Linked DNA regions of Homo sapiens: regions 2, 3 and 4 are each linked to region 1. A link is a loop called in an ENCODE intact Hi-C map of the cell type or tissue named here. Cell type or tissue: heart right ventricle. All regions are shown on one strand. Each heading gives the region's core, and the rest is flanking DNA. Links, peaks and the distances in the headings are about the cores only.

Region 1 (5,317 bases), core at 173-5,172:
CAGCTGTCTTTTCTTCCATCTCTTTGTCTTGTGTCTTTATTTCTATGATCTCTCATCTCTGCACACGAGGAGAAAAACCCACAAACACTGTAGGTCTGGTCCCTACAGCACTCAATTTTCCTCTTTCCCTAAAACCAGAAAATACAATGTCCTATGCCAGTAACCCAGAAATAAAAAGTAGTTACGTCTAGTATAGAGAATATACAAAGAGGTTCCTTGCAAGTTTAAAGTTCTAGGAAAGGCAGCAAAAAAGAAAACATGATTGATTTCTTTTTTATGATTCATGAGTATTACAACTTCTTAAGGCAGAGGAGTTTTTCTAAGATACTGCAATCCATGTTTTCTGATTTTACAGAGAAGAAATAGAAATCCAACCCTTTCTGGAAGAATAATCCTATGAGATTTAGGTGAAGACAAGATTTGTGTTAGAATCCAGCTCTTCAAATATGGCTTGGTTGATTCACTTCCTAAATGATTTATGAAGAAGCTGATTTTTCATTCCTGTTGTCATAACTACAAGCTGTGCTGTTGTTTCCTGGAACTTAGTTTTTATGGGCAAAGGCTTAGGAAAATGGTCTATAAAGGCCCTCAGCAGTTCAAGGACCTATTAGTTCAGTCTCCTCTCTGTTCTCCTGCCATAGAAAGTTGTTTTTGGTGTTGTAGAGCAATTGTGCATTGGTCTCAGTGTTGAGGCCTGTTTCTCCTGGTTCTGGGAAGTCATAATCAATAAGAATGAAAACCTCATATATCTGCTTGTTGTATTAGCAGAATTTCCTGTGATGTGTTCAGCTCCTTGAGATCTCATTAGATGTTTCTCTATATAAGTATTCCTTGGCCAATGAAGTTTGAACATTTTGAAGTTAAGCAAATTTAATCTGTTATTCCTTTACTTCCAAATTTCTCAGATTCTTTATAAGCTCATGTGCATTGTGAATCTCCTAGAAGACATATATAACATGAAACATTTCTCCAAATTTTGGGTACAGATGCCCTTTTTGCCAAACATCTTGAGGGACTAGTGTCCCAAAGAACATACTTTGGGAAGTGCTCTGTTACTTCAACCTGTGCGTTAAAACCAACTTCTCCTGTTAGACATCTAGTCCCCAAAAAGCCTACAAATTAAGGTTTTAATGAAAAAATGTGTTAAGTAATAGACAAAGTCCAAGGATCCACCTCATAACAAATCAGGTACATATTTAAGCCTATGTGTTTTCAGATCATGTTCCTTTAAAAACCGTCTGTATTGATGTGTTTCATAGAGAATAGCCAATTCACAAGACATTTCCCTGTTTTTTTGAAATGGTTAATAGTTTTTGAAAATATTTTTCTCAAAAAAATCTTAGGCATATTTGGAAGTGTGTGTTTTATGTCAGCTATCTATGTCTAGAATAGACCACCAGCATAGTGATATTTCAACCACCTGGAAGGCAAACTTTTGGATATTAGTTGTAAGTGTGTGTTATAAACCCAAGCTCTTTCAGATTAAAAAAATGCTGATGAATTTTGTTCTGGTGAAATACGCCAGCTCCAGGAAGAATAAAGTATGTTCAAGCATCCCTCTCTCCCCTGCTCTTGTTAAGAGAGGCACTGTTTAGAGAAGGAGGTTTCAGGGCCTGCCAGGGCCGCAGAGCTGAACTGAACCTGCTGATGAGACATACTTAGGTTTCATCATTGCTTTGATACTGTGGGGCTCAGAGTCTGGCATTCTCTGCCTCCTAAGGTTTTGATCTTCCATGAAGCTTCACTACTAGGTAGATATGGGGCTGTTTCCCTCCTGGGTAAACCTGCGTTCTTTCTTCTCTATTTCACCCTGGGAAGGCCTGGAATGGATGATTTAATCTAGGTTCTTTTGAAACTTTGTTAATTATGGGACTCTATAACCTGGGTTAGTCTTTCCTTGCCTCTTCTTTCCCACAGATATTGGCTTAGGTTAAGATGTGGGTTCTAGGGAAAACACATCAAGGAGATCATTCCATTTTCTGTTTTTTTTTTGTGCGTAAAGCAGAGGCACGAGAGGCATCCTGGTGTCTCATTCATAGAAAGAGTTCTGCATAGGGGTCTGGGCCCAAAACTCGGATGAGTTTTATAGATGAAGGGGTTTCTCTAGAGTGGCTCCTTTGCACGAATCCTGTATCAATCTTCAGTCATCATAAGTAGACAGGGATTTCAGATCCTGGATCTTTGTTCTCTCTTTCTTAATCTCTCTTTATTAGAGTTACAAAAGTAGCTGTGAGTGTTTCAGGCAACTGAACAACAACTGATTTACACATCTGCTAAGGTTGGCAGCTAAAAGCGTTTGAGAAAGTTCCCGATTTGATTTCCCACTCCAGAGGTTGAACCTACATCAGAGCACCATGAGTAATTGCTCTTTAGTACAAACATGTGCTTCTAAATACATAAGCAATGAGCTTTTGAAGCTGTCCCATGGTTTAATTTGAATTAGTTCAAGATGATACCTCCGGGGAGGCCCAGCAGGCAGACATTTCCTGCCCCACTTCCCTGGTGGGGCAGAATCACTGCTGGGAAGGCATGAAGGAAATCTGTCACTTTGGTTTCCAAATTTGGCCAGAAGGTGGCACAATCTGAAAACCCTTTTCTGCATCTCAGTGGAAACAAGGGCTCTGTGTTTTTCACATTCAGGTCAAAGATTCCAAGTAGAACTGGAAGAAGACCAAATATTGTAAAAGACTATAATTCATATCCTGAAGATTCTTGCAGTCCTTGGGGGCATTTCTTTGGGAGGGCTTGGGAAAAAAATAAACAAGCAAAAGAAATCTCATATGTACACTCTGAGAATTTTAGAGACGATTGGCCACGTTCTTTCAGAGAAAGGTACAAAAACAAAGCACTTTTATGTTGTTGTAAATAACAAGTTGGGATAGGGACTGGGAGAAGGACTTTTCATTTCCTTTCTGGAAACAAACAGCTTTATGATTGCAGCTCCATGACCTTTCTTGCTGTCCTGAGGGAATAGAAACTTCCTGACTTCTACAATTGGACTATTAGACACTTCTGATTTTCACGGAATTTAAGAATTGGAGATGATTTTTGAGGACATTTGGTCCAAACTTTACCCGGTGCAGAAGTTGATCTTGTTATCTCTCTGACTGATAAGAGAAACACCACCTATTTGCAAACCTCGGTGGGGTCAATAGTACATTCACCCGTCTTTCACTTCATCCTCATATCTGCATGGCGAGTTTGTTGTTTTCGTTGTGCTACTGACATCATTGCTAATAATGCTTATTGGGTACTTTCTTTATGAAATCCATTCATTAAAGGAATATTCATTTAATGATTATTTACCTGGGGCTTCATGTGCCAAACAATGAGTGAAACAGATTACATGCCTTATCTTATTGAATCCTACGACGAGCACCTGAGACAGGTGCTGTCTTTATCTCCCATTTGCAGCTGAGGAAGGTGGTGCTTAGAAAGATTAAGTAACAAAGGTTAAGGACAATGATTATTGTCTAAGGAAACACAGCTCAAAAGCAGTGGTAGTGGTAACAGGGGGCTTGTTTTGAGCCATGTTTGGCTGACCCAGAGTTCATACGCTGAACCACAGTGTTCTTGAGTCTACTGAAGTGTGTGTCGATGGCCTGGCAGGGATCCAATTCTCTCACCTGCCACCTGAGCATTTTTATTTGAATGTCATTAGACACATCTGTCTTTCAGGACACCAGGATCTATCCTGTGCTCTTCAGTTCCTCTGTCTGAGGTCTGTTCCTTCCTCCACATGACATCTCTTCAAATGTTTGAATGCTATGATCGTGTCTTAATGTTAATTCCCTTTTTTTTAGGCTAAACAGACTCAGCTTTCCAACTGCCCTCCTAAAAGACATGACTTTTTTTTGTTTTTGTTTGTTTGTTTGTTTGTTTGTTTTTTGGAGACAGGGTCTTGCTCTGTCACCCAGGCTACAGTTCACTGGCACAAACACAGCTCCCTGCAGCCTCGACCTCCTGGGCTCAAGCAATCCTCCCACCTCAGCCTCCCAAGTAGCTGAGACTATAGATGCGTACCACCATGCTTGGCTAATTTTTGTAATTAGGAAAGGCTCCTGGACCCGAATGCCCATGTCTCTGCATATTACCCTATTGTACACATTTGTTATTTCTTTTTCACAATGAGGAAACCAATGTTTTGGGTAACTTACCAGAGGTTACTAAGTATGGGGGTTCGCCGTGTTGCCCAGGCTGGTCTTGATCTCCTGGGCTCAAGCAATCCTTCCACCTTAGCCTCCCAAAGTGCTGGGATTATAAGCTTAAGCCACCATGCCCAACCCAAGACATGACTTTTGAGCCCTTAACCCCTTTGGGATACTGTTTGTTTATTTGTAGGTCTTGTTGTCCCTTCTGTGACTTTCTGAGACTTGCAATTACTCATTGGACATTTGCCTTCCCCGTTAGACTCCTGCTCTGTGAGGGTGGAGGCCAGGTCTTTTCTGTTTATCACAGACCTCCAGAGCCTTGCTTGGTTCCCAGCATGGTGCAGCTGTTTAATTGATGAAATAATGAATCTCCAAAATGGGATTAATTATAGCTTCTCTTCTTCTTTCATAGGATTGTTGTGTGAAACAAACAACACAATGCATGTAAAAGTACTCTGTCGTGCTAAAACATCATGCTGATGCCATTACCAAGAGATTCATTGCATATCAAAAGTCATATTGTTGATTAGCATGGAATGCAAAACTCTCCATCCATTCATTGATTCATTGGTTCATTATTTATTTAAAAGCTACTATGTGCTCACGTAATGTATTTTAAAGTCCTTTTTTCTCTAAGTTTCCCTGGTTTTCATCCCTCCTGTTGTGTGTAGATCCAGAGCCACAGACTCACTGCTTCATGCTTCTAGGTTCAGAGCCAAATTCTACCCATTAGCTGACAGAAAACATACTTTCTGCTTCTTGAGAATTTGCACATTGCCAGACCCTGAGTCTCCCTGCTCCTAAGCCACGGTCAGGGGTGCTATGTCAGTACCCCTGATGGGTAGAGTGTAACCTTACAATAAATGCTGCTCTTCATAGAGAGATGTCTACTAGTGCTCTTTAATACTTAGTCCCTCAACAGTGGGCAGTGTGGTCCAGGAATCTTTCCTTATCAGTGATGATCAATGATAATCACATTCAGTTATTTGATCATGTTCCTGCCTTAACTTTTACCCTGGAGGACAGAGACATGTAACTGGACCCATGGAATAGGCTCAGGGTCTTATAAGATGGCAAAGCATGGAAGTTTTATACACGGACCCTGGGGTCAGATTCATCTTTGTTCCAGTCCTACCTTCACTGTTCAATATTTAGGAACCTCTGAT
Region 2 (5,317 bases), core at 57-5,056, 75 kb after region 1:
CTCTGAAGATTAGAGTGGGAGGGGAGGATGCATTTATCTTGAAACATAAATCTTCCATTTAAGTTGTGATAGTAAATAACAAGGGGATCAAGAATCAGCCTCTTCTTTCTCTTCTTCGCTTTCCATGCTCAAAAAGACTCACTGCCAACTGAAGTAGCTTCTCTGCAGGGATTCTCTTGCTTTCTGCTCCAGGCTCGCTGTGGACAACTCCATAGTTTGCTATTGCTCATGACTTAGAATTCTACCTTGTTATATTATGCTTCCTCATTACAAGCTTCAGGGGAGATGTACATTGGCTAGGGACAGATCACATATTTCTTACTTTCCTTCTCTTTATCCCCCCGAAGACTCCTCATAAAGACTTTACTGAACAGTAGGGGTAACCAAGGAAAGTAAGGCCCCATTATCCTTTTTAAGCAAAATCCTGAGCATGCATAGGAAAGATTCTTCAAGTCATCCCAGGATAGGGTGGTGAAAACTGGATTTACTACATGGCAAAGTCTCAAAACAAGCAAAGGATAAAATGCATTTAATTGCTTTTTTTAAAGCTAGTTTGTGTAAGAATCCAAGTGATTTATTTTTCTTTTAGCACTTATCAAAGATGTTTTATAGTTCAAATCTGAACTTTTTCTGATGTATAAAAGGCACAAAATAAGTTATATGAAGTTCTTAATGACATGACTACAGAGTTTCCCAGTTGAAATAAGTTAAAAGCAAATACTATTGTGAAGATTTTCTTTCATTTGTTTATAATATTTAATCCAAAGTTGGTGAAACCTTAGATTTCCCTCTTGACCTTGACCTTAGCTCTACTTGGCAAATTATTCGAATTGTAGAGTATTTCTTGTTGAGGAAAGCATTCAATGTTTGGCTCAAAAATGTACAGGCACTGCAACATTGGACTTAAGAGAGAAAAGCTCCAGAATACAGCTTAAATAGATACATGGAATCCATTCACATTTTTGGTGTTCTGGAGAGTCTCAACTCTGTATCACTGGTGTCATTAGAGAGGCTCAGGACTAGAAGAACAAGGTGGCCATCAACCTTGTCAACATACAGGAAGTTATTTGAAATATTTGTAATGTCTAAAAAGCAGCCAACAAAATGGTTTACAAATACAACGAAGTAGATAAAACCCATTATTTCCAGAGGTCCTTGGTCATGATGCTGGGAACTTTCAATTAATCTAAGGAATTGGTCACCAGCATATGATTTTTTAAATTCTTCTTTCTATCATTAAAAAAATAAGAGTATTAAACTAGAAAAGTTTCTGAGGTGAGAATCCTATGGCAAGTGGCTTTGTTTTGGTTCAGGATATGTTTTTGGATAAGAAAGAAAATCTTTTATGCAGTCTGAATATTTAAATATTTAAATTTAAGATTGATAATAATTGATGCATACCAAGAAGAGTATGGAGATCCTGGAGTAGTGACCAAAACAAACAAACAAATAAACAAAAAACACACAGAAAAGAATAGAACAAGAAACTCCTATGATAAATTTGATTCTGTTTGTCATCGAGCAATTTTTCTCTTCTCCTATACACTTCCACAGCTGTTCATCTTCCAGATGTTCTCTCTTGTGAAGCCTTGTCTTTTAAGAGGTTCATGTTCCTTCAAGATAAATCATTCTTTTCCATTCCCCAAAGTATTACTTGCTCAAAACAAGCCATTCTCCTAATCCTCATTTAAACTTTCCTAAATTTAGCACAACTCTTTTGGACACTAAACTGAACAATTTATAAACTTGAAGTCTTGGTGGAGGGCAAAAACTGTCCACTTTGGCAGCCAAATGGAAGGAAGCCAATCTTCCCTCTTGCCTTCCCCTGTTAACCTGGGGGCAGGCAGGTTACTCAAGCCCAACTAATAAGATGCTCCTGCTCAAGTCTTTGGAACCAGAGGAGGGGAGGCAAAGATAAAAGATGGTAGAGATTATTCACAATAGCAAAGAAATGGAATCAACGCAAATGCCCATCAATGATAGACTGGATAAAGAAAATGTGGTACATGTACACCATGGAATACTATGCAGCCATGAAAGGAATGAGATCATGTCCTTTGCAGGGACATGGATGGAGCTGGAAGCCAGTATCCTCAGCAAACTAACGCAGGAACAGAAAACTAAACACCACATGTTCTCACTTGTAAGTGGGAACTGAACAATGAGAACACATGAACACAGGGTGGGGACCAACACACACTCAGGCCTGTCAGGGAGTGGGGTGGGAGGAGGAAGAGCATTGGGAAAAATAGCTAATGAATACTGGGCTTAATATCTAGGTGATGGGTTGATAGGTACAGCAAACCACCATGGCACGTATCTACCTATGTAACAAACATGCACATCCTGCACATGTATCCTGGAATGTAAAATTAAAAAAACAAAAGATGTTAGAGATACCATTTCATGGTGTCCATATTGAGAGCCCAGCAGCAATGACAGCTTCGAGAATTCAGTGGCCGCATGCAACGCTGTTGGCATTGACAATCCTGCGGTAGTTGTCTGGCGCTCTGACCGTGAAACAGATTGTCCCTGCAGTGTGACATTAGTTGTATTTTCCAACTATCTAGCTTCTTCTAGTTCTTGACCACATTTTGAGGCTAAGCCTATAGCTTTCCCAACATTCCTGTGAACTCTCTATTTCTTTACAATAAAGCCTTTAACAGCTGGCAGATTTGACTCCTATTATTTCAACCAAGATTGTTACACTGCCTACAAAGTAATTCTTCGAGGCTTTGGCTTATAGTGGGACCCTTCTTGTGTTTCTGGTTTTGGCACCGAGGCATATACGTATGTATTCATGGGTCATTATGTAGAATAGTTGGCTTCTCTTCGCAGAAAGTTGGCAGAGAGAAAAGGAGATTCAACGTGTCAGTGTACTTTGCTTTCTTGATTCAGATTATTTTTCTATAAACTGAACTATGTAGACTAAGGGAATCAGGAAGGCAGAGGGTTATGTGTGTCCACTGACCCTTGTTGGTGCCTGTCTCCAATGAGGAACTCTTCTGATTTAGACATTCTTGTGCTTTTCTTTTCCCAATGGGTATATTTTCATACCATGTGCTGTTCCAAATTCCTGAGTTTCTGGTGAGAACCACATGTTGCCTTGTTCTGTGTGTCTTCACTGGGTGTATTTTTATGGTGCATGCCCATTACTACCCAACCCTTTGCTCCTGTTGCTCAGACAGTCATGATTTGTAATAAGCAACTCTGTTCCTCAATCCCAATTGCCCCAAAGCGACACGAAAAACAAGGTTGAGTTGGAGCCAAGGGAGAGAGAAAACCCTCGGTAATGAGTCATGGGATAGGGCAAAACAGGCACGCAGATTATCCCTGGCTTCTTAGGGGCTTCTTCTTCAGATGTGAGGCTGCTGCTTCTTCTCCCCAGTATCTTTTTGCTTTGGAGGTCAGATGGCAATTTTGGTGGAGATTATACTGTGGACACTGTGCTTGTAAGACTTCTTCCTTCTCCTGCATGAGCTATGTATGAGTTGAGGAATGCCTTCACAGAATCAGCAAGTTCTCAAATAGCTCACATTTTTCCAGGCTATCATGGGTATCTCCCATGCATTCATAGGTTTGTAGATAGTCAGGTATGTATGGAGAGTTAAGTTTCTCAGATTTTCTATGCTTGTGGACTTCCATGTTTCCTCCATTAAATTTCTTACTGGTCTGCTTACTGCTCTGAATTGCATTCCCTGCCTGCAGTTGTAGAGCTGTGGGTCTTTGCTGCCAGCTTCAATCTGGCATTGCCATCTCTCCCTACCTGTAATGATGCAGGTTCTGAAGACTGAGTGTGTTGGAAAGGACGACCACAGCTCCAGGAAAGAAGGCCACATACCCACCACTACTATACCAGATACAGCAGCACCATTTCAAGAGGAAAATCTTCACAGTTTCTTGTGTCTCATTTTTTTTTGTTGTTGGTCATTTTTTTCAGTACCTCAAAATAATTATTTTAAATAATTTAGTCCAGTTTTGTGCTTGTTTTCTAGGAATAGGAATTATCTGACCTCATGCTGCCTTTACTGGAAATAGTCTTACAATTGTTCTGGGAAAGAAGACAAATGAATTTTTATGGGACTCTCAGTTCTCATATATGAGTGTTTATTATATTTCTCATGGAAAAAATAAAGTTGCTCTTGATAGAATGTCACCACTATGGAGTTATTTTCTGATATACCTACAGGGGTTATTTTTTAAGATTTCTTTTTTGTTTTGTGGAATGTTCCAGACTGATACAGCTCTCTCTCTAGAGGTCTTTTGCAGCTGCAGTATTTTCAAGGGTTCATTTGTTATTAAATCTGGCTGGCCAGAGTAGGTTAATTCCTTTGAGATACAGCTGCAGCCATTTTTAATGGCAAAAGACGCTATTTTCTTTTAAAATCATTTGTACAAATGGAGTATCATTTTACATGTTCCTAAATTTTTCTCCATCCTTTTCCTCCTCTCATTATGTGTTTTCTCGATATTGTTGCTGTTTTAGTTTTTTTTTTTTTTGTCATTTTACTGTTGTCCCAATAGTTTGGTTGTACTTTTTAAATAAGCTATTTGAACTCCTTTTTATCAATATGAGAGTGTATGAATAAAAAAAGAGAACACTATATTTAATAATTCAATCATTTTCTTTTGAAATTCTTCCATGTTTACGCTGAGACACATTCATTACATGGGGCAACTAAGAGCTGTGGAATAACCCACAATCTGCTTTCTGCATCTGATACTTACAAAAAGCTCAACAGAGTAATGGAGAAGGAGCAAATAAACCTTTCAACCTGTGTTTCTCAGTCTTTTAAAATCTGAGATCCCTTTAAATGAGAAAACATACTCTCATTGTGCTGTTGGTGTTATGTGAAATGTACAACAAAATATAACAACCTCAGTTAATTTGAGAGTACCTTAATCTATACGTTTAACAGTTTAATCTTTTTTTTTTTTTTTTTTTTTTTGACAATATCTTACTCTTGTGCAGGCTGGAGTGCAATGGTGCAATCTTGGCTCACTGTAGCCTCAAACTCCTGGGCTCAATCCATTCTCCCACCTCAGCCTCCTCAGTAGCTGGGACCACAGGCATGCACCACCATGCCCGGCTAATTTTTATTATTTTTTGTAGAGATGTGGTTTTGCCATGTTGCCCAGGCTCATCTCAAACTCCTGAGCTCAAGCCATCTGCTCACCTTGGCCTCCCAAAGTGCGGGGATTACAAGCATGAGCCACCGTGCCTGGCCCAGCTTAATATCTTTGAACTCCAATGGAGGAGGAGGTTAAGGTTCTAATATTGCCTCTTGGAACATTGCTCTACTTCTATTTTAATTCA
Region 3 (5,317 bases), core at 242-5,241, 290 kb after region 1:
ATCAAGCGGTGATAAACCTCAGTATCTGAAAGGGTTAAATATTGTGCCCACGTGACTACTGTTCTTTCTTTCTGTGAATTAATGTGTGTGCCAGAAAATATTTGTGAATAAAAAACAATTACATAATCTCATTGTCATGAATGTGGTTATTTATCTCTGAGCGTTAAGACTGATTTTTCCCCCCACTGAACATCTTAGTGTAAATATCAGAGAAAAAATATACTACCCACCGTAATAATATAAAACATCTAATTAGCTTAAATTGTTCTGAATAGGAAATTGTATAATTTAGAAATAATAAATTGGTTATAAAAAGCCAATCATTTCCCAGTCAGATAAAATTCCTGTTATTCACAGAACAAATTTTTCTAATTTGTTGCACTGGGCAACAAATTAGATCAAAATTTTAAAATAGTTACTATAATAAACAAGATCAATAAAAATCTTTCCTTAAGTTTTCTTGATGAAAATATTCTCAAGCCATTTAAAAACAATTCAAAACTCAGAAAATTATGCATCCTGCAATGCTTACAATTCCTCTGGCAGTAAAATTAAAAACAAACAAAGAAGAGTAAGTAATTCAAATAAATTTGGAAATAGTTCATACTTGTAAAGAAGCAACATAACGTGACATTTCTTTTGATTTATTCAATAGCCTATTAGATAATGTATGCTATTTGTCCAAAAATGTTTTAGTTACGGGGTAAAAATTTAAATTCTTAGTTCTTCATTTGGTTATTTAGACATACAAAATAAAATAGATGATTTAAAAAGTCAAAATGACTCGTTAATAACTTACTGCTTTTAATGGTTTCTACCTAAACGTCTGGCATGCCTATTTATAGTCTTATGTTATATTTCTATATGCAAAATAACCACAATTTTAGAGGTTAACTTACTCTCAGGAAAGCTGGAGGAAAAATCTAGAAACACAGTTCATCCATGGGTCTCTGCATGTTCTGGAGGAGAATTCACATTCCTTTTGGGTCACTACTACATCATGCTTTTAATTTCACATTCATTGTGAATAGTTCTGTTTTATACAAATTTCCCAGGAGAATCTGGTCTCAGTTCAGCTAGCCTGCCAAAATATCTTCTGCTCACGTGGTGATTTCTTTGCTGTTTTCCATTTCTTTGTTTCCTGCTAGTTACTCAGCAGGGAGTTTGTAGTTGCAGATGGTTGGCTGGACATATCAAAACATTAGGAACTATCAAACCAAGGAGAATCTAGCCTTTCTCAATCGGTCTTTTCATACAAGGCCCTAATGGGAGAGTTGACCCCAACACAATGATTTAAACAAAGATAAGTAAGAAGCCAATCCAGAGAAGAGTAGAGCAGAACAAAGTGAAAAATACATAAATATATATGTTATATATATATATATTTTAAGTGACAAGTAAATACATACAAATTGGGTTAGAAACTATTTAAAACCTTCAACAGATTCTTAAAACTTGAATCCAGAAATACGGCAATAAAGCAATGTAATTTTCTTCAGGGTAACAAAAGAAACTCTGAGTTTCCATCTGCATCTCAGTTTCATTGTGTGCATACTAATTGTAGCATCTTTCATCTTTCATGGTACTGAAGCGAGCAGAATCTTTAGAGAAATCTCACATAACAATTACCTGTGCTCTCAAAGCCTCCAGGCTTGTCATCTCTGCAACGGTTCCCATGAAACAAACTACTTTCTCCACCAGTAACTACTGAATTTTAGTATGTCCTGCTTTCCAGTATTGTTAGAGAAACATTTTTAACTGGTAATAGATGCCATTCTGTCTATTTTTGAGCATCTTATGTAAGTAGAAGAAAAGACTGTTCCAAAATTCTTATAATTCATGGAGTTCATCTTTGGCTGAAGAAGAGGGGGGAAAGGACCACTATCATTCTGCTTACAGCCAGTAAGTCTGTTAAATTCTTCAGTACTGTAATTTCTTCCTGAACATACAGCTGAAAGGGAAACAATAAATGCATGCAATTCTTAAATCAGCCTCTTATCTGTGTCTCATGGACCATGATAACCAAATGAAATCTTCCTTACCCATTTCCCATTCTCTCAATATTGATTCAATTATATTTATCCTTTTTCTAATTATATGCGATCCAGAAGTTGCTCAGCAAGCAGTCTGTGGAAGTAGGCTGAACTCCTGAATCCATGAGACTGTCAAACTTAAAAAAAAAAAAAAAGACTTCTGATTGTTTCCATATGTCTACAGAAAAGGTTATAGGTTGGTTGATTTTCTGCAGAAAATACAAAATTATCACATTCAATACATTTAATAACATCGCCAACATTTTGTGCACAGAGAATATAATTTAGGAAATTTTTTTTCAGTAACTTGTTTCCTAGAAGAACTTTGTACCTAGGTTAGAGCTTATGAGTTCTGGACCTAGTTGATTTTGACTTTCGGTTCTAAATTCTGTTTTCAATGTTTCCTTCAGTGTACCACACTGTAATCTCTGTGGCACTATAACAGAGCAAGCTCCCTCTCATTGATCTTCTTTTTAATATTTTCTAGATTAAACAATATTTAATATTTATTTATTTATTTATTTATTTTGAGACGGAGTTTCCCTCTGTCACCCAGGCTGGAGTGCAGTGGCACAATCTCGGCTCAATGGAACCTCTGCCTCCCAGGTTCAAGCGATTCTCCTGCCTCAGCCTCCACAGTAGCTGGGACTACAGGCACCTGCCACCACGGCCAGCTAATTTTTGTGTGTTTTTAGTAGAGAAGGGGTTTCACCATTTTGGTCAAGCTGGTCTGGAACTCCTGACCTCAAATGATGCACCCACCTTGGCCCCACAAAGTGCTGGGATTACAGGCAGAAGCCACTGCGCCCGACGTATTTACTCTTATAAAGAAGTTTTTGAATCAGTTTACCAATTCAAAAACAATCCCATGGGAGTTCAAAAATGAAATGACACTGATTTTATACCATAATGTACACTTTTTTTGGCAACTACATATAGCATTTATTGTGTCTAAGACATACTTAAATATTAAAACATTTAATCCACAGAATAATCCCATGAGGTAGGCATTATTCTAATCAACCCATTTTACGGACCAGAAAGGTGAGGCCCAGGGAGTTACATAACTTGCCCAAATTCACACAGATGGTGAGTAGCGGAAACTGAGTTAAAACTCAGACAATCTGTAGAGTCTATGAGCTCAAATTACAAATGCTATGCTGTCTCATTTGCATATATCTCTGTTTATTCCATTATTCTTACTTTATGTGCACATATTTTACAATTTTCCTTGCCTTTTGCTTCATTTATTTTGCGGCAGTATTCTCCAGTGCCAGAAACCTTATAAATTTCATGTGATGTGTTTTGCACCAGACTACAACATTCTTCTTGGAATCTTTGCTGGCTATTTGTAAGGAGGACTTGTCACCCCAAGACCTGTGTGCAGCCCTTCTCAACACTGTGCAAAAACAGAAAAACCTGATCTGTAAAGAGAGAAGGATGAAGCGGTCCAGCTGCCTGATAAAGACTGAGAATGTCTGCTTGTTTTCCAGGGGCTTTTATCTTCTTGCTTTTCATTCTTTCTCAGATCTGGCTGCACTGCCTGCATGTGAGTTTTGTCAGATATCCTCCAAACATTTCTCTTTGTTTTTTGTTTTGTTTTGTGTTTGTTTTTTTTTGTGTGTGTGTGTGACGTGATCTCTGCTCACTGCAAGCTCCGCCTCCCGGGTTCATGCCATTCTCGTGCCTCAGCCTCCCAAGTAGCTGGAACTACAGGCGCCCGCCACGATGCCCGGCTAATTTTTTGTATTTTTAGTAGAGACAGGGTTTCACCATGTTAGCCAGGATGGTCTCGATCTCCTGACCGCGTGATCCGCCCGCCTCGGCCTCCCAAAGTGTTGGGATTACAGGCGTGAGCCACCGCGCCTGGCCCTCTTTGTTTCTTAAAAATGTAATAAATTCTACTTGGTCTTGTTTTGTGCTTTTTTTGCCTTGAAATATCCTTTGTGTGATATATTCCTGCCCTCCACTTTCATTTGCAATTTGCATTTCTCAGATATATTTTGACAAACTTTTATTACATGCCTAAAGGATGCCTGTTGAAGTAGTATAATTGCATTTCTCTTTTTACCTTATCTGCAAATCTTCTACTATCCATGGGCAGGGCAGGGAAGGGGATGTAAGTCCTTTGGTTACCCAATCCTTTTCTTCCAGTCATCTTATTTTATGGTCTCTTTAAATTACGCTTTCCTGTTATTTCCCATTTATCCATTTCTGTAGTGATTGTGTTTTCTCTGTTCCTTTTTTCAGGTTCCCCTTTTCCTTTTTCCCCAACTATCATCTATAAAGTTCTGGATCAGTATTTTGTTCTACTAGTGATAACCCTCAAATGTTAACAAACGTATCAGGATCTACATTACTCTGGCAATATAAAAAATCAGCCTATGTCTCTATACATCTTTCTCCCCCATCTTCCTGCTCCTTATAGGATACACCCGTTAGCATATTTGAACTTAAAACATTAGCTCTACTTCTTACTAATTGCAATGCAAGGCAAGTAACTTACCTTGGAGCCCCAATGATTTACCCAGGAAGCTTTAGTTTTCTCATCTGTGAGATCCAGAGGACACAATAGTATCTAACAAGGGTGTTTTAGAATTTATAAATTTAGGTTTGGGGTGGAGGGGAGATGGTAGAGATTAAAGGAAATAACATATGTAAAGTATTGAGTGCAGTAGCTTGCAATGAGGGATGACTCACCAAATGCTAGAGACTCTACTCTCCACGGCTGTGTCAAAACTAGACATTATAGGTGTTTGTAAATTTTACCAGTCTGATTAATAAAAAATAGTACCACCTTGATAACTTATATTTCTTAGTGGTGTCAAGCATATTTTAATATACTTTTTGGCCATTTGTAAATTTTTTTTTACTATAACAAATCTGTTCATTTTCTCTATCTGTATTTTTGTTACTCTGTCATTCCATTATTGTTTTCTGTTTTTGTTTATAGCTCTGACTGAAAATGTCTTATATTTCTCACTTTAAAAATAGCATGTTATTGCTTTCTCATCCAGATATGATGATAAAGTGCTTTTGGTACTCGTAAGTTTGAGGTTTTTTTGTTTTTCTTGTGAAGACATCTTAGGGTTTTCTCTTTAACCACAAGTGTAGGGAATTTCATGACAGTGTGCTCAGGTATAGATTTTTGGGTTTTGTCCTACATGGCACTTTGTGTTCACTTGCAATCAAAGAACTTGTGTCTCCTTTTTAAGTTCTGGGAAAATTTTAACTAATACCTTCATCAAATATTGCTTTCCTTCTAGTCTCTCTATTCTTTTCTC
Region 4 (5,317 bases), core at 238-5,237, 180 kb after region 1:
GATTCTGGAAGGTACCATCATCAGTTTTCTGGGAAGCATGTGAAGGACATGACTTGGAAGAATGGGTCCAGACTTTTGAGCACAAAGCCAGCAGCTCCACCCTGAAGACCATCATTTGGCTCATAAGTCCTGACTTCTGAAGCAAGTGATCTCCCTCCGTATGCATGCCATGTTGGCCATGCAGTTTCTATGAACTCCTCCATAGTGATGAGAAGTGAATGAGCCCCAACTGAAGCCATCATCTCATTTATGGGACAGGATCACACACAGGGTGGTGCTACTTTCTAGAGCCAAATCTCAAGTAAGGTGTCCAGGGGTCAGTTGCAACAGAAGGCACATTAGCCACAGCAGTCTCAGAGAACACTGCTAGAAGAAGAACCTACACATGGCCATGCAATGAGGCTGAGGGGCAGGCCTAAGTGGAAGCAGACCAAGTAAAGAGGTCAGAGAGCCCATGGAAGGAGAAGAGGGAAAGACAGTTCCAAGAGTAAAGCAGCCTAGGTTAAGGTGCAGAAAATTCAGCATGGATACTTTTAAGAGAGCTGTGCAAGGCTCTCCTTACCTAAAATCACACTCCGTATACAGACATACCCACAAACAATCACATCATGTTCTTTGCTCAAGATTGAACTTGCTGAAACTGTGATGTGCTACTACTCCTACCGGGGGTAGAGGGTAGTCTGCTGCTGTACTTCTCCTCTCTGGTTACTGATGCAATTATCTATAGAAGTATAATGCCGCTCTCTGTAAGCAATTTTAGGTAAAATCCATGGGATATTTTCACAGTGAGCTAGCCTACAGAGAGGGCAAAAGTTTCTGGGTTCTTAAAGCAGCTGCCGCCAATGCAAGCTCTGTACAGGAGGAATTTCTTTTTTTTTTTTCGTTTTATTATTATACTTTAAGTTTTAGGGTACATGTACACATTGTGCAGGTTAGTTACATATGTATACATGTGCCACGCTGGTGCGCTGCACCCACTAACTCGTCATCTAGCATTAGGTATATCTCCCAATGCTATCCCTCCCCCCTCCCCCCACCCCACAACAGTCCCCAGAGTGTGATGTTTCCCTACACTCCACCTCATGCACAAGCCCAAATATATCACAGCTTCTCTACAGAAATGCATAATTCACTGGCGAAGTTAATAGACATTGGCCAAGAGGATGATCTCCTCACTATGGAATCAGCTACAGTCTTAGGTAGCATGCAAACTCCAGTCTGACTCCAATCCCTTATATCTTCCATCGTAAAGTATTATTGCCAACTTTGTTTCTTTCCAATTTTTGTATGTTCTGCAGTTTATGTAAAGGCTAGCAAAAACATGAATACTTTATTATACATATGGCAAATAGTCTCAAATTGTAATGACTCATTTTTATCCTCTTATACTGTTGTAAAATTCAGAACAACATGTATTCACTATAGGAGTATGAAAATTCTTTTTACCAATGTACATTTTAAATAACATTGTGGTAAAGAGAAGCTACATATTTCACATTCTGATTCAACTCACTGTATCCAACGAGTAAAAGATCCTAGAAAGAATCTTACATTTCTAAAATTCTTATAGACTAAGAGTGAGCGATAGGAACAATAAAAATATTTCTGTAAGTGCTCTTGGTAAACAGTCTTAAAGTCAGAAGAACACTTATCCAAAATGCCCTACATTATTGTGCAATCAAAGTAGATAACTTTAACTTCAAAAACAACTCAGTCTTCCAACCCAATTCTTAAAACTCTAAGCTCTTCACAAAAAATTTTTAGCCAATTTAAACTTATTTCTACACTCAGTTATGTTTAAAACAACATAATGTTTGCATAATTTTTTAAAAAACATTCTAACTCAATGTTTTTATTTATCTAATATTAATTACCAGATATAAAATCTTTAAAGTAGCCCAATATTTTTCAAAATAATTTCTGCATAGATGATTGTCATTCAGTTTATAAAGGTTTATTTATAATTTTGTGATAGGAATAAGAAAAGACAAAACCTCTGAAACAAACTCACACACAAAAGCAAAATACAAAACAAAACAGAAAAAATACAGTGAACTTACTTCTGGGAAAATGGAAGCAAGGAATCTAGAGGTATGGTTTATCCACTGAGCTCCTTGTTTAGAAGAAAGTTATTCATATTTTCTCCTGGTCTCTACCATGTATCTAGAATTTGCTTTAACTATTTGACTTCTGTGAAAAGTTTCTGTGAAGACTGCTTTCAGAGTGGAGGTTATGATCTCAATTCTGTTGGCCCTGCCAAACATCACATTCACGTCATCATGCTTGGACTGTTTGTCTTCTCATTGATATTCGGCCAGTTCCTGCAGAGCAGTGGCATTTATACTGGGTTGCCTGGCTATATCATATTATAGGGAGCAATTTCTCTTTTACGTCCAAGATTATTGTGGCTAATACCAAAATTTAAAGTGCTGTCTTTAAGCCATGAGAAAGTAAACAGCTTAATCAGAGAAAAGCTCTTCTCTCTACCCAGAGCTCTAGTCTGCTTAATTGACAGCTTTACCTAGATAATCAAAATTTTCATTCCTCTGCTTCCCAGCTTCATTTTCACTCAGTTCAGACTATTTTCCAATTTATTTGACCCACGGATTAATCAGAAATGTGCTTAATTTCCAAGTGTCTGAAGATTTTCTTATCTTTTGGTTATTGATTTAATTTTAAATCAGAAGTTCAATTATACTCAGAAAAAATATTTTGTATGTCAAATTTGTTAAGGCTTATTTGATGACCCAGGATATGATCTATCTTGGCAGATATTCCATAGGCACTTGAAAAGTTGTATAGTTTTTTGGTGTTGAGTGGAATATTATATAATATCTATTACATTTAGTTGGTTGATGATATTGTTCAGTTTTTTCTATATTTTTCCTAATTTTCTGTCTCCTAGTTCTGTTGATTACTAAGAGAGGAATGTTGAAGATTTTAACAAAACTTAGGGACTTTCAAATTTCTCCCTTTAAAACTATCATGTTTTGCCTGATGTATTTTGCAACATTTGGAATTGTTATGTCTTCTTGGTGAATTGACCCTTTTATCATTATGTAATGTTAATCTTTATCTCTAGTAACTTTTGTGTTCTAAAGTCTACTTTGTTTCATATTAATAATATAGCCATTCTTACTTTCCTGTGATTATTGTTTTCGTGGTATTTTGTTTTCATCCGTTTATTTTTATCTACACACACACACACACACACACACACTATATGCTTTCAGAGTGGCAGTTATGATCTCAATTCTGTTGGCCCTGCCAAACATCACATTCATATTATATGTGTATGCGTGTGTGTGTATGTGTGTGTGTGCGTCTGTGTTTGTTATTATTTTTTTAAGATGATGGTCTTGCTATGTTGCCAAGGCTGGACTTGAACTCCTGGGTTCAAGTGATCTTCCCATCTCAGACTCCTGAGTAGCTGAAACTACAGATACATGCCACTATACCCAGCTCTAAATTGTATTTCAAGTGAGTTTCTTGTAGATGGCATATAATAGAGTCATGAGTTTGGTTTTTAAAATCCAATTTGACAATGCACATCTTTTAATGGGTGTGTTTAAATTATTTTCATTTTATGTAGCTATTGATTTTTAAAATCAGATCTGCCATTTTGTTATTTGCTTCTTTTCTCTCTGGTTTTAATTCTCCTATTTCCCATTTTCTGCTTTCTTGTTGGTTATTTGAAATTATTTTTTGGTATTGCATTTCAACGTATCTATTATGTTTCTTAACTGTATCTATTTGTATAGTTATTTTAGTGGTCACTCTCAGGATTACAAAAGACATACTTAACTTGACATGCTTTACCCAGAATTAATATTTCTTCATTTTAAGTGAAATATATAAACCTTACTATGATATACAGACAAAATAGGAAGGAGGTCAACAAGGGTGCTGCTCAGTAACTATATAACCAGAAGGGGAAGAAATAGAGGAGTAAGAGGCTCAACATGGTCTCCATCACCCCAATAAAAAGTCATGATCTCTTGCTCAGCTCCTAGTCCTAAGCTACTTTTCAGATACAGAACATATTGATTAAAAAACTAGTCAGACCCCTAGAAGAAAAGATCTTGCAACATCTTGACAAGTATATACTGTGGTGATTATACTTCCTAGTCCTCCCTCAAAGGGACCTAAAGCCATTATTTGGGTGATTATACACTGAAGAAAGAAAAATCCCCAGACATGTCAAGGGTTGTTGGGCATAAAGTCAGAGTGGACATTGATAACTGCAACCCACACTAAGGCCCTACAGCTAGATTGAGAATATAGAGCCAAGGTCGTAAATGGAGTTCCGGTTAACAAGCAGCTCTGCCTCGTCTCACTGGACTTATGGACATACCCAGTGGTGATTTTGCTGTCACCAAATGTGCTGTTAGAATTGACATATCTAGTAGTTAGAATAACTTCCATGCTGAGTCCTTGGCCTGTAGGGTAAAAACTATCATAATGCAGAAGGGAAAGTGGGCACCTTTGACAATTCTCCCAACTTTATCCCCAGCCATGACACTTAATCAAGAACAGTATTCCACATGGGGAGAAGAAATGCAGAGACCAATGCCACAAATAGTGACATAAGGATGAAAGGTAGTGGTGCCTAGCACACCTTAATTTAATTTGCCAGCCTGATCCTTGCAGAAGCCAGAAAGATTCTAGAGAATGCTTAGACTATCTCAAGCTCAAACAACTAGTGGTCCTAATTAGAGTTGCTTTGTCAGACATGGTATCTATTCCTAGAGCAGATACATGATTTTTAGCCAGCGATTAGTCAGATGCATTCTTCTCTATTCTGATTAGAAAAGAGCATCAAAAACAGTGCACAATCAGATAGATTAGGTAATATTATTTCTTTACAGTTTTCCCTCAGTGCTCTATTGACCCCCTAGCTTTTTTTATAATATAGTCTTAAGAGGTCTGGACCATGTAGACATCCACAGAATATCATATTGACACATTGATGGCATCATGCTGATCAGACAAGATGAGCAAGATGTGACTAGCATGCTGGAGGTTTTGGTAGTACACATGTTTTAGAAAGTGGGAGATAAACCCTGTGAAGATTCTGGAGGTTTTCACTTCGGCAAAGGTTTTATGGATCCAGTGGCTAGGGGTGCTTTGCCTATCTCCTTCAAAGTGAAAGAAAAATTACTGTATCTTGCAGCCTCAACCAGTAAGAAGAAAGGTCAGCATCTGTGATGTCTCTTTAGATTCTAATGGCAACACATTCAATGGCTGGTTATATATATTATATATATATATAATTATATTATATAAATATATAATATATAATATAATTATATATATA

What was found. Hi-C counts contacts between places; a loop is a spot of excess contacts. Peaks named below come from ENCODE experiments on the same cell type or tissue, not always from the same donor. Only the 100,000 strongest peaks of a DNase experiment are listed, where the experiment ranks them.
Region 2: a loop joins it to region 1, with 2.8 times the contacts of the local background. A loop is called at or near these places in 3 of 110 quality-filtered maps.
Region 3: it touches region 1 in a loop (5-fold over the local background); 15 of 110 quality-filtered maps call a loop at or near these places.
Region 4: it touches region 1 in a loop (5-fold over the local background); 9 of 110 quality-filtered maps call a loop at or near these places.

The regions. Positions count from the first base shown.
Region 1 is chr17:68,775,014-68,780,330 of GRCh38, forward strand. No RefSeq gene overlaps it. Among named protein-coding and RNA genes, the nearest start is that of LINC01482, 150 kb to the left of the region's middle. In heart right ventricle, for the core only: a CTCF peak has its summit at 2,576 (motif pointing right); a DNase peak (open chromatin) is centred at 2,538; H3K27ac peaks cover 5,000 bases.
Region 2 is chr17:68,850,466-68,855,782 of GRCh38, forward strand. All of the region lies in intron 1 of LOC105371874 (a long non-coding RNA gene), which reads left to right. It overlaps LOC124904050 (a long non-coding RNA gene), which reads left to right and starts at 2,328. Exons shown (of 2, transcript XR_007065888.1): 1 at 2,328-3,593; 2 at 3,781-4,156. In heart right ventricle, for the core only: no CTCF peak of the experiment used is centred there; no DNase peak of the experiment used is centred there; H3K27ac peaks cover 5,000 bases.
Region 3 is chr17:69,059,967-69,065,283 of GRCh38, forward strand. It overlaps ABCA9 (ATP binding cassette subfamily A member 9), which reads right to left and starts at 961. Exons shown (of 39, transcript NM_080283.4): 1 at 900-961. LOC124904051 (a long non-coding RNA gene) reads left to right here. Exons shown (of 2, transcript XR_007065889.1): 2 at 1-126. In heart right ventricle, for the core only: no CTCF peak of the experiment used is centred there; no DNase peak of the experiment used is centred there; H3K4me3 peaks cover 968 bases; H3K27ac peaks cover 3,959 bases.
Region 4 is chr17:68,953,159-68,958,475 of GRCh38, forward strand. It overlaps ABCA8 (ATP binding cassette subfamily A member 8), which reads right to left and starts at 2,234. Exons shown (of 40, transcript NM_001288985.2): 1 at 2,061-2,234. In heart right ventricle, for the core only: no CTCF peak of the experiment used is centred there; a DNase peak (open chromatin) is centred at 2,273; H3K4me3 peaks cover 2,724 bases; H3K27ac peaks cover 2,493 bases.